3 separate regions of the Homo sapiens genome follow, and all the other regions are linked to region 1. Evidence: read pairs that join two places in POLR2A ChIA-PET (ENCODE). Cell type or tissue: CD4-positive, alpha-beta T cell. All regions are shown on one strand. Each heading gives the region's core, and the rest is flanking DNA. Links, peaks and the distances in the headings are about the cores only.

What was found. ChIA-PET counts read pairs that join two places held together with the same protein. Peaks named below come from ENCODE experiments on the same cell type or tissue, not always from the same donor. Only the 100,000 strongest peaks of a DNase experiment are listed, where the experiment ranks them.
Region 2: POLR2A ChIA-PET joins it to region 1 with 13 read pairs; 16 of 35 experiments call an interaction of 5 or more read pairs at or near these places.
Region 3: POLR2A ChIA-PET joins it to region 1 with 10 read pairs; 16 of 35 experiments call an interaction of 5 or more read pairs at or near these places.

The regions. Positions count from the first base shown.
Region 1 is chr3:52,337,633-52,341,632 of GRCh38, reverse strand. All of the region lies in intron 8 of DNAH1 (dynein axonemal heavy chain 1), which reads right to left. Among named protein-coding and RNA genes, the nearest start is that of DNAH1, 23 kb to the right of the region's middle. In CD4-positive, alpha-beta T cell, for the core only: a CTCF peak has its summit at 1,915 (motif pointing right); a DNase peak (open chromatin) is centred at 1,872.
Region 2 is chr3:52,219,544-52,225,195 of GRCh38, reverse strand. It overlaps TLR9 (toll like receptor 9), which reads left to right. Exons shown (of 2, transcript NM_017442.4): 2 at 884-4,116. The coding sequence ends at 3,979. Among named protein-coding and RNA genes, the nearest start is that of TLR9, 3.3 kb to the left of the region's middle. In CD4-positive, alpha-beta T cell, for the core only: CTCF peaks have their summits at 4,406 and 4,607 (motif pointing left); DNase peaks (open chromatin) are centred at 2,925, 3,675, 4,035 and 4,585; H3K4me3 peaks cover 1,412 bases; H3K27ac peaks cover 839 bases.
Region 3 is chr3:52,236,317-52,241,968 of GRCh38, reverse strand. It overlaps TWF2 (twinfilin actin binding protein 2), which reads left to right and starts at 2,811. Exons shown (of 9, transcript NM_007284.4): 1 at 2,811-2,977. The coding sequence starts at 2,953. It overlaps TWF2-DT (TWF2 divergent transcript), which reads right to left and starts at 2,731. Exons shown (of 2, transcript NR_135307.1): 1 at 2,534-2,731; 2 at 872-1,794. RefSeq lists enhancers at 609-1,137, 1,336-1,525, 2,179-2,228, 4,136-4,678, 4,679-5,220 and a silencer at 2,649-3,168. In CD4-positive, alpha-beta T cell, for the core only: a CTCF peak has its summit at 2,364; DNase peaks (open chromatin) are centred at 1,258, 1,728, 2,338, 2,718 and 2 weaker places; H3K4me3 peaks cover 3,213 bases; H3K27ac peaks cover 3,320 bases.

The sequences.
Region 1 (4,000 bases), core at 1-4,000:
TAAAAGTCAAGCCCTTTGCAGTGAGCTAAGATTGCTCCACTGCACTCTAGCCTGGGGGACAGAGCAAGACCCTGTCTCAAAAAAAAAAAAAAAAAAAAAAAAGTCAAAGTCAAGCCCTCTTGTTCTGGCTCCCTCCAGGACAAATACGGTGGTGCCATGCTTGCTCTAGAGTTTCCCACAGGATCAGGCTGAGACTAGACTTCTAAAACCATATTTTACCAGCTGCTTCTTCTATTATACCCTGCTTCCTTCACTTCCTTATAGATTTCTCCTGAGAGGATTTCATAAATCGCTTGCACAAGAGTCCCCACATCAGGGTCTGCTTCTACGGAACCCAATCTAAGACAACCTTTGTTGTGGTCATGAAACTGCTGCTGCCATCTCGCCTGAAGATGAAGCCAGCATACACTGCAGACAGGGCCCTGATGCACCAACCCTGGGGCGTCCTGCATTGGTTTTCCTGCTACAGGTACAGGAATGCACTTCCCTGCTGTCTAAGACAATCTGAGACCAGCATCTTTGATACTTAAAGCCAAAAACATTATAAATTGAATAAAATTCAAGAAACAGACTTCTGGACAGCCAAGGTAAGGTGGCTATATCGATTCAAATTTCCCAACACATCCTAGGAAGGAAGGAAGGAAGGAAGGAAGGGAGGGAGGAAGGAAGGAAGGAAGAAAAAACTAACACTACCAAAACCCACACCTTTAGCACAACTAGAATCAGCAGAATGCCTAGACTTCAAATTATCTGTAAATTAAAAAAAAAAAATCTATCTCCAGTGAGCTGTCTCTCACACTCTTGCTGCAAGTTTTCACAGAGAACAAGGGCAGTCTAAGAAAAACTGCAGAAAAGGGAAATAGTGGTAACCCTAAGATAGATCTAAAATCCTACCAGAGGCCGGGCACAGTGGCTCATGCCTGTAATCCCAGCACTTTGGGAGGCCGAGGTGGGTGGATCACCTGAGGTCAGGAGTTCAAGACCAGCCTGGCCAACATGGTGAAGCCCCGTCTCTACTAAAAATACAAAAATTAGCTAGGCGTGGTGGTAACCACCTGTAGTCCCAGCTACTCGGGAGGCTGAGGCAGGAGAATCATTTCAACACAGAGGGCAGAGGTTGCAGTAAGCTGAGATCACACCACTGCTCTCCAGACTGAGTGACAGAGCAAGACTTCATCTCAAAAAATAAATATAAATAAATAAATAAATAAATAAATAAATAAAATCCTACCAGAAAGAGAAAGTAACCCAGGCTGGGCGCAGTGGCTAATGCCTATAATCCCAGAACTTTGGGAGGCCAATGTGGGTGGATGAATTGAGCCCAGGAATTCGAGACCAGCCTGGGCAACAAAGTGAGACCCCCATCTCTACAAAAAATAAAAAAATAGCGGGTGTGGTGGCACATGCCTGTAGTCCCAGCTACCAGGGAGGCTGAGGCAGGAGGATTACTTGAGCCCAAGAGTTTGAGGCTGCAGTTAGCTGTGATTATGCCACGGCACTCCAGCCTGGGTGAAAGTGAGACCGTATCTCAAAAAAAGAGAAAGTAACCCTAACTGTAAAAATACTGAAAAAAAGCCCTGGTAAATCAGAGCACTTACTACAAGGAAGGGACTTAAGGGCATGCAATTCAAAGGCAGTGTTCTTTGAAAGGCATATGACTTATGGGACAGGAGGCAGAAGGAAAGGGGTCATTTGTAGACTGGAGGATAAGGGAAAAGAAGCAAAAGTGAAATGTTGAGTTCTGCAAGATAAGAGGACAAAAACCTTGGAGGACCCACATCCCTCTCCCCAGCACGTGTGTACACACACACACACACACACACACACAGACACACACACAGAGCACATTCTAAAAACAAACAAACAAAAAAAACTAATGTGCAATACTGACAGAAGAGGGCGCCCTTGAACTAGAAAGCTTGCAAATCACTCCAAATCCTGAAATGAATAGGTGAACACCGTCTACATTTGCTTCTATAAGAAAAAGAGAGCATCTTTTAGCTTTGTTTGCACATTTGAGAAGACAAGAGCATCTTAACTGATAAAATTCCCATCACCCCTAAAAAAATAAACAAGTACCAAGCAGAAGAAAACTGTAACACAATACTTCAGCTAAATAGCCTTAAACGAGTGTTTGGGCATCTGAAAAACCACCTTGAATCAGAAATTCAAAAATAAAACATATAAATGGACAAATGTCGGTAAGAAAAGAGACTTAATTAAGCTCAAGGAAAAAATGGAAAATAAAAGTATCACGGGGAGGAAGCTGAAATTACAAGGTGACCGAGAGAAAACAGAGTCAAATCAAAGCATAATGAAGTAAATTGAAGAAAGGCAGGATATAACCAAGAGAATAAAAATGAGAGAAAATAAAGGAAGTAAAAGAAAGAAAATAAAATTTTAAAAAATAAAATTAGAAAAAACTAAAAAGGGTCGGAAACTGGTTGAATTAAAAGATACGCAAAGCAGCAGCAATATATAAAAAGATACATAGATACATAGAGATATAGATACATAATGGAATCCTTGATGAAGAAAAACAAAAGAATGGAACAGAACCAAGATTTAAAACTATAATTCAAGGGAATTTTTTTTTTTTTAGACGGAGTCTGGCTCTGTCACCCAGGCTGGAGTGCAGTGGCACAAACTCAGCTAACTGCAAGCTCTGCCTCCTAGGTTCAAGCAATTCTCCTGCCTCAGCCTCCCAAGTAGCTGGGATTACAGGCACCTGCCACCACATCTGGCTTTTTTTTTTTTTTTTGTATTTTTAGTAGAGATGGGGTTTCACCATGTTGACCAGGCTGGTCTCAAACTCCTGACCTCAGGCGATCCACCCACCTCAGCCTCCCAAAGTGCTGGGATTACAGGCGTGAACCACCATGCCCGGCCAACCTCAGACTTCTTAAAAGCATCACACAGGCAAGGCAACCAAAGTGGAGAATTTTTAAAAAACTCATAGAATAAAAGTTGTGAACTAAGAATTTTATATCTGGTCAAGCTGTCCTTCACGTTTTAAACGTGTGAGAACTCAAGGAACTCTATACCCTTGAGCTCTTCATGAGGAATCTACTAGAAAAGGAACTTTATACAACCAAGAGATGACGGGAGACTTCAGAAAAAATATTGATACGTTTAATAGAGTTTATTGTAAGTTGAAGACTAAAAGGTGGAGATGAGTGTGGAGGAATAGTAATAATATTTTAACAGTTAAAATATTAAGTAGAGGCTGGGCACAGTGGCTCATGCCTGTAATCCCAGCACTTCGGGTGGCCGAGGTGGGTGAATCATTTGAGGTCAGGAGTTCGAAAACAGCCTGGCCAACATGATGAAATCCCTTCTTTACTAAAAATACAAAAAATAGCCAGGCATGGTGGTAGGCGCCTGTAATCCCAGCTACTCAGGAGGCTGAGGCAGGAGAATAGCTTGAGCCCGGGAGGCAGAGGTTGCAGTGAGCAGAGATCGCACCATTGCACTCCAGCCTGGGTGACAAAACAAGACTCCATCTCGAAAATAAATAAATAAATTAATTAATTAAGTAGAGCTGAGCATGGTGACTCACTCCTATAATGCCAGCACTTTGGGAGGCTGAGGTGAGCAGATTGCTTGAGCCCAAATGTTTGAGACCAGGCTGGGCAACATAGGGACACCCTGTCTCTAAAAAAATACAAAAATTAACCAAGCGTGGTAGCTCACACCTGTGGTCCCAGCTACTCAGGAGGCTGAAGTATGAGGATAGCTTGAGCCCAGAAGGTCAAGGCTGAAGTGAGCTATGATTGTTGTGCTACTGCACTGTGGCGTGGGTGACAGAGCAAGACCCTGTCTCAAAACAAAACAAAACAAACAACAACAATGAAACAGGACAGATACTAAAGGGTTAAGTAGGAAAGCAGGGGATAATGGAGACTATAAAAGAAACCACTAAAATAACGGTACAGACCTTCCTAAATGCCAAAAGGAATTTTTAAAATAGAAGAACTAAGAAAACATATAATGTAGAGAA
Region 2 (5,652 bases), core at 842-4,841, 120 kb after region 1:
ATTTTGTATTTTTAGTAGAGCCAGGGTTTCTCCATGTTGGTCAGGCTGGTCTTGAACTCCAGACCTCAGGTGATCTGCCCACTTCGGCTTCCCAAACTGCTGGGATTACAGGTGTGAGCCACCGTGCCCAGCCACTGAAGCCCTCTTCTGAGCAATGAGACCCAAACCCCCAGAGGGGACGAGGAGACTGAGGCACTGATGGAGCTGGGGCTGGAGCCTGGGTTTGGGTCTCACTGGGCCTGTAGCTTGGGGCTGGCTCTGTCTGGCACTTTGCAGGCCACCCCTCTCTCCATCTGTTCTGACCCATAAGGCAAAGGCTCTCGGGCTAGGTGAGGCAGGCAGAGAGTGATGGAGCTGTGCAGTGCCCTCTGGCCAGGGTCCCTGGGAGGCAGCCGGCCTGGGCCATAGTGGGAGACTCTCACACCTGCCTGAATCTTGGCCGAAGGAAAAGGAAGGGGTTGTGGGGTGGCTGGTGGAGGGCAGAGAGCGGATTTCAGGGCAGCTGGAGGGGAGGGAGCCAGCTGCCACCTTGCTCAGGAGCAGGAAGGGAAAGTCGGGGAGAGACCAGGGGGGGCCGTGGGCCACCTTGCCTGGCCTGGTATAGCCAGGGATTGGTTAAGTGAAAGCTGTAGATCATAAGTCTGGATTCTAGGTCTCAGTCCTGGTTCTGAAGCCTAATTCTGAGTCCAAGACTGGGTCTGAGACTGAGTTCAGGTTCCCCACAAGCCATGGGGGATGGGAATGGGGCTTGGCAGCCAGGAAGAACTTCTGCAGGTAGGGCTTGGAGAGAGGGGTTGGAAGATGCTAGAAGATGCCCATGAAGTGGAGTGGGTGGAGGTAGAGCTGGGGGCCGGCCACTCACACAGCCCTCCCACCCCCACAGGGTTTCTGCCGCAGCGCCCTGCACCCGCTGTCTCTCCTGGTGCAGGCCATCATGCTGGCCATGACCCTGGCCCTGGGTACCTTGCCTGCCTTCCTACCCTGTGAGCTCCAGCCCCACGGCCTGGTGAACTGCAACTGGCTGTTCCTGAAGTCTGTGCCCCACTTCTCCATGGCAGCACCCCGTGGCAATGTCACCAGCCTTTCCTTGTCCTCCAACCGCATCCACCACCTCCATGATTCTGACTTTGCCCACCTGCCCAGCCTGCGGCATCTCAACCTCAAGTGGAACTGCCCGCCGGTTGGCCTCAGCCCCATGCACTTCCCCTGCCACATGACCATCGAGCCCAGCACCTTCTTGGCTGTGCCCACCCTGGAAGAGCTAAACCTGAGCTACAACAACATCATGACTGTGCCTGCGCTGCCCAAATCCCTCATATCCCTGTCCCTCAGCCATACCAACATCCTGATGCTAGACTCTGCCAGCCTCGCCGGCCTGCATGCCCTGCGCTTCCTATTCATGGACGGCAACTGTTATTACAAGAACCCCTGCAGGCAGGCACTGGAGGTGGCCCCGGGTGCCCTCCTTGGCCTGGGCAACCTCACCCACCTGTCACTCAAGTACAACAACCTCACTGTGGTGCCCCGCAACCTGCCTTCCAGCCTGGAGTATCTGCTGTTGTCCTACAACCGCATCGTCAAACTGGCGCCTGAGGACCTGGCCAATCTGACCGCCCTGCGTGTGCTCGATGTGGGCGGAAATTGCCGCCGCTGCGACCACGCTCCCAACCCCTGCATGGAGTGCCCTCGTCACTTCCCCCAGCTACATCCCGATACCTTCAGCCACCTGAGCCGTCTTGAAGGCCTGGTGTTGAAGGACAGTTCTCTCTCCTGGCTGAATGCCAGTTGGTTCCGTGGGCTGGGAAACCTCCGAGTGCTGGACCTGAGTGAGAACTTCCTCTACAAATGCATCACTAAAACCAAGGCCTTCCAGGGCCTAACACAGCTGCGCAAGCTTAACCTGTCCTTCAATTACCAAAAGAGGGTGTCCTTTGCCCACCTGTCTCTGGCCCCTTCCTTCGGGAGCCTGGTCGCCCTGAAGGAGCTGGACATGCACGGCATCTTCTTCCGCTCACTCGATGAGACCACGCTCCGGCCACTGGCCCGCCTGCCCATGCTCCAGACTCTGCGTCTGCAGATGAACTTCATCAACCAGGCCCAGCTCGGCATCTTCAGGGCCTTCCCTGGCCTGCGCTACGTGGACCTGTCGGACAACCGCATCAGCGGAGCTTCGGAGCTGACAGCCACCATGGGGGAGGCAGATGGAGGGGAGAAGGTCTGGCTGCAGCCTGGGGACCTTGCTCCGGCCCCAGTGGACACTCCCAGCTCTGAAGACTTCAGGCCCAACTGCAGCACCCTCAACTTCACCTTGGATCTGTCACGGAACAACCTGGTGACCGTGCAGCCGGAGATGTTTGCCCAGCTCTCGCACCTGCAGTGCCTGCGCCTGAGCCACAACTGCATCTCGCAGGCAGTCAATGGCTCCCAGTTCCTGCCGCTGACCGGTCTGCAGGTGCTAGACCTGTCCCACAATAAGCTGGACCTCTACCACGAGCACTCATTCACGGAGCTACCGCGACTGGAGGCCCTGGACCTCAGCTACAACAGCCAGCCCTTTGGCATGCAGGGCGTGGGCCACAACTTCAGCTTCGTGGCTCACCTGCGCACCCTGCGCCACCTCAGCCTGGCCCACAACAACATCCACAGCCAAGTGTCCCAGCAGCTCTGCAGTACGTCGCTGCGGGCCCTGGACTTCAGCGGCAATGCACTGGGCCATATGTGGGCCGAGGGAGACCTCTATCTGCACTTCTTCCAAGGCCTGAGCGGTTTGATCTGGCTGGACTTGTCCCAGAACCGCCTGCACACCCTCCTGCCCCAAACCCTGCGCAACCTCCCCAAGAGCCTACAGGTGCTGCGTCTCCGTGACAATTACCTGGCCTTCTTTAAGTGGTGGAGCCTCCACTTCCTGCCCAAACTGGAAGTCCTCGACCTGGCAGGAAACCAGCTGAAGGCCCTGACCAATGGCAGCCTGCCTGCTGGCACCCGGCTCCGGAGGCTGGATGTCAGCTGCAACAGCATCAGCTTCGTGGCCCCCGGCTTCTTTTCCAAGGCCAAGGAGCTGCGAGAGCTCAACCTTAGCGCCAACGCCCTCAAGACAGTGGACCACTCCTGGTTTGGGCCCCTGGCGAGTGCCCTGCAAATACTAGATGTAAGCGCCAACCCTCTGCACTGCGCCTGTGGGGCGGCCTTTATGGACTTCCTGCTGGAGGTGCAGGCTGCCGTGCCCGGTCTGCCCAGCCGGGTGAAGTGTGGCAGTCCGGGCCAGCTCCAGGGCCTCAGCATCTTTGCACAGGACCTGCGCCTCTGCCTGGATGAGGCCCTCTCCTGGGACTGTTTCGCCCTCTCGCTGCTGGCTGTGGCTCTGGGCCTGGGTGTGCCCATGCTGCATCACCTCTGTGGCTGGGACCTCTGGTACTGCTTCCACCTGTGCCTGGCCTGGCTTCCCTGGCGGGGGCGGCAAAGTGGGCGAGATGAGGATGCCCTGCCCTACGATGCCTTCGTGGTCTTCGACAAAACGCAGAGCGCAGTGGCAGACTGGGTGTACAACGAGCTTCGGGGGCAGCTGGAGGAGTGCCGTGGGCGCTGGGCACTCCGCCTGTGCCTGGAGGAACGCGACTGGCTGCCTGGCAAAACCCTCTTTGAGAACCTGTGGGCCTCGGTCTATGGCAGCCGCAAGACGCTGTTTGTGCTGGCCCACACGGACCGGGTCAGTGGTCTCTTGCGCGCCAGCTTCCTGCTGGCCCAGCAGCGCCTGCTGGAGGACCGCAAGGACGTCGTGGTGCTGGTGATCCTGAGCCCTGACGGCCGCCGCTCCCGCTACGTGCGGCTGCGCCAGCGCCTCTGCCGCCAGAGTGTCCTCCTCTGGCCCCACCAGCCCAGTGGTCAGCGCAGCTTCTGGGCCCAGCTGGGCATGGCCCTGACCAGGGACAACCACCACTTCTATAACCGGAACTTCTGCCAGGGACCCACGGCCGAATAGCCGTGAGCCGGAATCCTGCACGGTGCCACCTCCACACTCACCTCACCTCTGCCTGCCTGGTCTGACCCTCCCCTGCTCGCCTCCCTCACCCCACACCTGACACAGAGCAGGCACTCAATAAATGCTACCGAAGGCTAGATGGCTAACTCTGAGCTCACTGGAGGCATGGACAGGAGGAGGGAAGGGAGAATTCTCCAGGCCTCCACGAAGCAGCTTAGGGAAAATTGCCATAAAGACGGGACAGAGGTCTGCAGGGGAGGAAGCTGCTAAGCTCTGTTCTCTGGGGAGTCTGATGATGGTCACTGGATGTGGTCTTGGTCCTTCCCAGAGAGTAGGGGCCTCTTTTAGCCCCTCCCAGAATGCCCTGCCCTACCTTTCCCATGCAGAACCGGGCAGCACCTGACAGACTTGGCAGCACCCCTTTGTTGTGTATGGGTCTCAGGTTGTCTGTCTCCCTCGCCTACTGGACTGGAATGCCTTGAGGGCAGAGAAGCTGCAGGCTTGGTTCCTTTCTGGCGCTCAGCAAAGTCTTGAGTGGCAGCAGCTATGGGGACTGTTCATTCCAAAACGGTAGAATGAATTGCAGCAAAGGTGGAGGGGTGATTGCGCCCTCTGGTGGCCATGCCTGTGCCAAGCGGAGAAGGCTGGTTCAGGGTCGGGAGGGGAAGGCCTGTGGGTGCATCCCTGCAGCAGGGAGCTGGGAGCCACAGACAGGAGAATCCACTCCTTTCTCTTTCCACCTACAGGTGCTTGCTGGGTCTCTCCATTCTGATATTAAAGGGACACCTAGGCAAGCCACCTCCCTCCCTCCCTCCCTCCTTCCCTCTCTCCCTCCCTCCCTCCGTCCCTCCCTCCTTCCTCCCTCCCTCCCTCCTTCCTTCCTTTCTCTCTCTCTCTCTCTCTCTCTCTCTCTTCTTTCTTTCTGAGACAAGGTCTCACTCTGTCACCCAGGCTGGAGTGCAGTGGCATGAACACTGCAGCCTTGACCTCCTGGGCTCAAGCGATCCTCCCACCTCAGCCTCCTGAGTAGTTAGGACCACAGGGGTGCACCACCATACTCAGCGAATTTTTTATTTTTTTGTAGAAACAGGATCTCACTATGTTGCCTAGGCTGGTCTCAGACTCTTGGATGCAAGTGATCCTCCCGCCTCAGCCCCACAAAATGCTGGGATTATAGGCGTGAGCCACCAAGCCTGACCTTTTTTTTTTTTTTTTTTTTTGCCACAGTCTTGCTCTGTCACCCAGGCTGGAGTGCAATGCAATGGTGGGATCACAGCTCACTGCAGCCTCAACCTTCTGGGACCAGGTGCTCCATCTCACCCTCCCATGTAGCTGAGACTACAGGCCACACCCAGCTAAATTTTATATTTTTAGTAGAGACCAGGTTTCACCACGTTGCCCAGGCTGGTCTTAAGCTCCTGGGCTCAAGCAATCCTCCTGCCTCGGCCTCCCAAAGTGCTGGGATTACAGGTGTGAGCCACTGCACCCGGCTTCTATATGTGATAGTGTACATTTCAGGATAGAGCTGGGAGCCCCAATGACCAGTGTTTGGAGAGGTCAGGGTCTGTCCTCAGCAGGATCTCCTCCACACTGTGTGTGGAGCCATGAGGAGCGTCAGGCCTGGAGCCCCTGAGGGGCCCTCTCTTGGGCTGGCAGCCTACACCATTACCACA
Region 3 (5,652 bases), core at 944-4,943, 100 kb after region 1:
GGCACGCTCCAACTCTGGCTCAGTAAACCTCGATTGATTGAAGCTCTTGCCTCAGTCTCTTATTTGGGTTAAGATTTTCTTTTTTTTTTTCTATAGACTAATTTTGGAAGTGAAAGATTTTCTTTGATGGTTTCTGTGTTTGGTGACACAGAAGTTTCCTCCACTCCAGATTCTACAAACTCCTCCCTTTGTTTCTTCAGTATTTTTAAATTTTTTAAGAGAGCCTCACTCTGTCACCCAAACTGGAATGCAGTGGTGTGATCACGGCTCACTGCAGCCCTTAACTCCTGGGCTCAGGTGATCCTCCTGCCTTAGCCTCCCAAGTAGCTGGGACTACAAACATGTGTGACTGTGCCTGGCTAATACATATCTATCTATTAATCTATCTATCTATCTATAGATATATATATGTAGAGATGGGGTCTTGCCATCTTTACCAGGCTGGTCTTGAATTCCTGGCCTCAAGCAGTCCTCCTGTCTCAGCCAAGTAGCTGGAACTACAGGTGTACATCACCATGCCTGGCTAATTTTAAAATAATTTTTTTTTTTTTTTTGTAGAGATGGAGTCTCACCATGTTGTTGTCCAGGCTGGTCTCAAACTCCTAGGCTCAAGAGATCTTCCCACCCTGGCCTCCCAAAGTGTTAGGATTACAGGCATGAGCCACTGTACCTGGCCCCCAACTTCTCGAATAAAATGAAACTATGATTCTTGGCCTCACTCACTACCATGTGACATTGATCAAATCACTTCACCTCTCCAAACCTCAGAGTCTTTATCTGTAAGATGGAAAAAGTAACACCTACTTCAGGGGCTGTCATGAGGATTAAATAAATGTGCCCAGCAGGTAGTAAGTATACAACACAAAGCATCTAATGGTTCATTCATACATTTGCTTATTTTGCAATTATTGGCCACCTGCCAATGTTGGGCACTGTTCTAGGCACAGGGGATACAGCAAGGGCAAACACCTAACTACTGGTGGAGGGAAGACGATAAACAAATACGTAAAGATTTGTGCCAGGTAGTGATAAAAGCAAAGAATGACCCATGGAGAGGGTCAGCTGGGGAGACCACGCAGTACCCTACTTTGTCACAGTTCATCCAGTGAGGGACATTTTTACAGGGCACATGACCTTAATCTTTTTCATTAATCTTGGTTAATTCATTTCCAGGAGGTCAAGTCTCTTGTGGTTCTGTGGAATCACCAGATGCTCCTGTGGGTGTGGCTTAGTCTGAGCTGATGTAACAAGTAGCTCTGTGTTGCTGGCACCATCTGGCTGTAGCAGGGTTCAGTGTGGGAGGCCTTGCCTGTGAACTGTTCTAGAAGGCAAGCTGCAGGGCTGCATAACACTCCATTTTCCACTGTGAGTGCTGGGGGGACAGTGGTTAGCAGATGACATAGGCCCAGTCTTCAGGGTGAGCGCAGGAAGATGAATGAGAAAACCCTTCAATTCTGTGTAGCTGGGCTCTCTGGGGATGAGAAACTCAGGGGTTGGGGGGCACAGAGGAGGCCTCAATGCAGGCTAGTGAGGGTGGGGAGCAAGACAGTAAATGGAGCTGAAGCTGGGGCCAGATGCCAGGTAGGCCACACATTTCATCATCACATCTCTCAGCAACCCCAGCCCAAAAAGCTGGCCTCCTTTCCAATCTTCCCAGCCAAAGTCCCTGGACAAGCTGATTGGACCAACCAGAGTCAGATGCTCATCCCTGACTCATCACAGTGGCCTGGAAGATGCCACATGTTGACTAGTTGGTAGCAGCAGGCAGGTACTGGTACCAGTAAGGCAAGGCTGCTGGATATAGACACAGAAGGTCATTAGGACATGGGAAGTTCCTCACCAGGCTCTGGCCCTCTTTCAACCTCTGGGCCTTTGCACATGCAGTGCCCTCTTCTCAGAAAACCTTTCTGGCTGGGACTAGTAAGTGGCTCACGCCTGTAATTCCAACGCTTTGGGAGTCCGAGGCGGGCAGATCACCTGAGGTCGGGAGTTCGAGATCAGACTGACCAACATAGAGAAACCCCGTCTCTACTAAAAATACAAAATTAGCCAGGCATGGTGGTGCATGCCTGTAATCCTAACCACTCGGGAGGCTGAGGCAGGAGTGAACCCGGGAGGCGGAGGTTGCAGTGAGCCGAGATCGCGCCAGTGCACTTCAGCCTGGGCAACAAGAGGGAAACTCCATCTCAAAAAAAAAAAAAAAGAAAAAGAAAAAGAAAGAAAACTTTTCCCTCCACTCTGCTGGGCTGTTTCATTCTCCCCTCTAGGTTTCCAATCTTCGCCTTCTCCTGGCAGCCCCTCACATTGTCTCGGCGGGCTCTCACCACCATACACTCCATCTAGTGGGTGAAGGCGGGCCTAGGCCCGTGAGGGCAAAGCCTAGCGGCCATGATCACCCCGAGGTGCCCAGGACCCCACGGGAGGCGCTCAAGAAACGGCCCCTGGGGAAGAGCTGGCGCGCCCACCCACAAGCAGACCCCTTCCTGGGTGCAAACCCGTGTACGCTGGGACCCACTCCTATTCGGAGACCCACCTGGCTTGGGGCGCACAGATCGGGCGCGCGCGCACGATCCGCCCCACCCACAGACCACCGTGATCAGGGCGCACAGACACACACGCGCGTCCTCCCACGCACGCTCGGTCACACGCAGGCCCCCCTCTCCTGCCACAGAGGAACGCGCTGGCGTGCGCACGGCGGATCAATCATCATCCTTAGACCCACCCGGACCGAGGCGCAGGCTGCGCGCACGCGCGGCCCCGAGTCCCCGCCTCCCTGCCGCGCCTGTCGGGGGCGGGGCGCCGCTGGGGGCGGGTCCTGCGGCACCGCCCGGGAAGCTGCGCGAGGGTCGACAGCCTCCGCCACATCCTCCACCTCTCTTGGTCCAGCGAGCGTTGCCGGGCCAGGGTCAAGCGGAGGGCTCCGACGGCGCGGACGGAGCGAAGCGCCGAGCCATGGCGCACCAAACGGGCATCCACGGTGAGGGCGGATGGCGGGCGGGCAGGGGGCCTCGGTCTGGGCTCTCGGAAGCGCCCCCCCCCGGCTCTCGGCCCCTCCCTCCACCCCACACCAGCCGGGAGAAAGCTTCCTGTTCTCTTTTGCAGCCGCGGGTCGCCTGGGGTGGGCACATCTGGGGGAGTACGGACGTGGTGTGCATAGCTGGGAGTGGGTGTATGTGTACGTACACAACTGGGGTGGAAGTATCTGTGTGCCTACCTGGAGATGAATGTGGCTGTGTGTGCCCATCTGTATATTTTTGTTCCTTTCCGGGAGTGGGTGTACACGCATGTGCACACGTCTTCCGTGTACAGTCCTGCCTGTGCACCTCTGGATGTGACTCGCTTGTGTACATCTAGGGTCATTCATGCACTGGCACTAGTGACTGTTTGAATGGACACTGTAGGTCGCATAGGACCCTCTTTAGACATCAGTGTTTCATGGCAGTGTGCACATGTATGTGGGTGTCTGTGTGTGTGCACAGTTGGAGCGCGTCTCAGTGTGCATTTTTGCCAAGGATGCATATACCGCATGTGTCTGACTTGAATGGGCTTGTTTATGTGTGTTAGGAGAAGGCCCTGACCTTTGCTCCTCCCAGGACACTCACTCTCCCCAGGCTAGGGAAAACCCGGAACAGAGACTTCTACGTGGGATGGAGAAAGCTGCCTATCTGACCTTGACCTCTGACCTCCCTCCCATTTTCCACTGTGACTTTCTGAGTCTGCCTCAGTCTGGTTGGAAGATCCCAGCTCCAGGCTGCAGACAGAGAAGAGGTCCAGATATGGGGTTTTGTGGGGAGAGTCCTGGCCCTAAAGAATCCAGGCCAGCTCCCACCCCCAGCCCCCAGCCCTAGGAAGCTTCACCATTCCCGCATCACACCCTCCCCTCCCCTAGGGGTCCCAGTTTCCTTCTTGGACAGGCTGTGAGAGAAGCAATGGCTGGGAGCCAGGTGCCCTGACTCTACCTGGGGCTCAGTGTCCTCCTCTGTCACTGGCCTGAGAGAGCTGCCTGGCCTGTGGGGAAGGCCCGGGCTGTTTGCCCAGACAGCCTGGCGGGTTTGGCCATCAGCCACCCCTCCCACCACACTAGGATCCCCTGCCTGGGGCTGCCACCATCGACCTGCCTGACCACCTGAATCCTGGTGCGGTTGTGGCCACTTGGTGGCTGGGCTGCCCTGAGAAGGTTTCCCTGGCCCCGCGAAGGCAGGGGCCTGGGTCAGGGCCAGGGCTCCCAGATGGGCCAGCCTTTCTCCAGGAGGAGCTGGCGGGCAGGCTTCATGACTCAGCCCCACAGGAGGGAACTGCCTCCTGGCCAGCTTCTTCCTTCCCCTTTGTCTGGTCATAGCTGCTGCCTCCCAGCCTCCAGCCCTGGTGGAGGAGATCCCAGGAAGTTAGCCACCCCATACCCCTTCCCTGCTGCCTCACTCCCTCCTTTCCCATAGTGAGACAGGCCCACCGAGGGGGTCACTGGGGACTGGGCTGCCCCTAGCCCTCCTTCCACCTGTGAGCAGCCCACTTCTTCCCATTTCTGGCCTGGGAAGTTGGCAGCAGAGATCACCCTGGAGGACCAGGTGCCAGCCCTGTCCTGACCATAGGTGTGGATCTGCTGACCGCAGAGTAGGCAGGAAAGGGACCTGTAATGTGAGGCTCACTTGAGTCGGAGGGAGGGTGTTCATGAATCATTGATAATAGAGGCTCAGGTGTCCCAGGCCTGGCCTCTGGATTATTGATGGTGGCTGGGCAGGCATTGGGGCTGGGGTGGGCAGGGATGTGCCTTTCCCTGTGGGGGTGTCAGTTTGCCCTGGTAACACTAGAAGGGGCCCGTCGGCCTGTCCCTTAGGGGAGCTTCTTGGCCTTCCTTCTGGGAAGGTCTGGGCAGGTAGAAGGGGCAGCTCAGCACAGTCAGCTTGCTGTTATTATCATAATAAAAGATTAATTGTTATTAATAGAGGCCACCATCGCCAAGCCCTTTCTCCCATTTACCCCTCACCACAGCCCTGCCAAGTTTGGGGCTATTATTTCCATTTTATACACTGAAGTTCAGAGAGGTCAGGAGTCACACAGCTGAGGGAGAAGTGGAGCCCCAGAGGCCAGGCTTGGGGCCTCAGGGACCTGCTTGGGATCTGCCGATGGAAAGTTCTGTCCTGGCCCAGTGGGATGGTGTCCACCTGCCTACAGTTCCATGCCATGTTTCTCTGAGCCCTAAGGGTCTGCTGAGCTCAGTTGGGCCCCAGCCCACCCAGTGGCCTTGGAGGGTGGTGCATAGCCTGAGGTCTCAGATTAACGGTCACTCTGCAAAGGGGGGGCACCTGAGGACATAACCAGAGTTTGTTTTCCTAAAGGCCCCCCCGCCCCTGAGTTGCCCAGTCCTGGCCCTATAAATATTCTCTGACCTCAGGCCTCCAGCTGTGTTCCTGACGGAATTCCCCTGACCCTTGGGCAGCCTCAAGGTCACACTGGCCTAGCCCTGCTCACCCAGGGACCCAAGCAGGGCCCTTCCCCACATGGGCCGTGGTGGTTTCCCTGTCCACTAGTAGATCCACCACTTATGGCTCCCCAGCTCTCACCATGGTCCTCACCTCTGCCCTGGGGTCCTTGGTCACTCACTGGCTCTCACCTTCCAGCTCTACAGCCCAATGACCAAGATGGAGTCTCTTT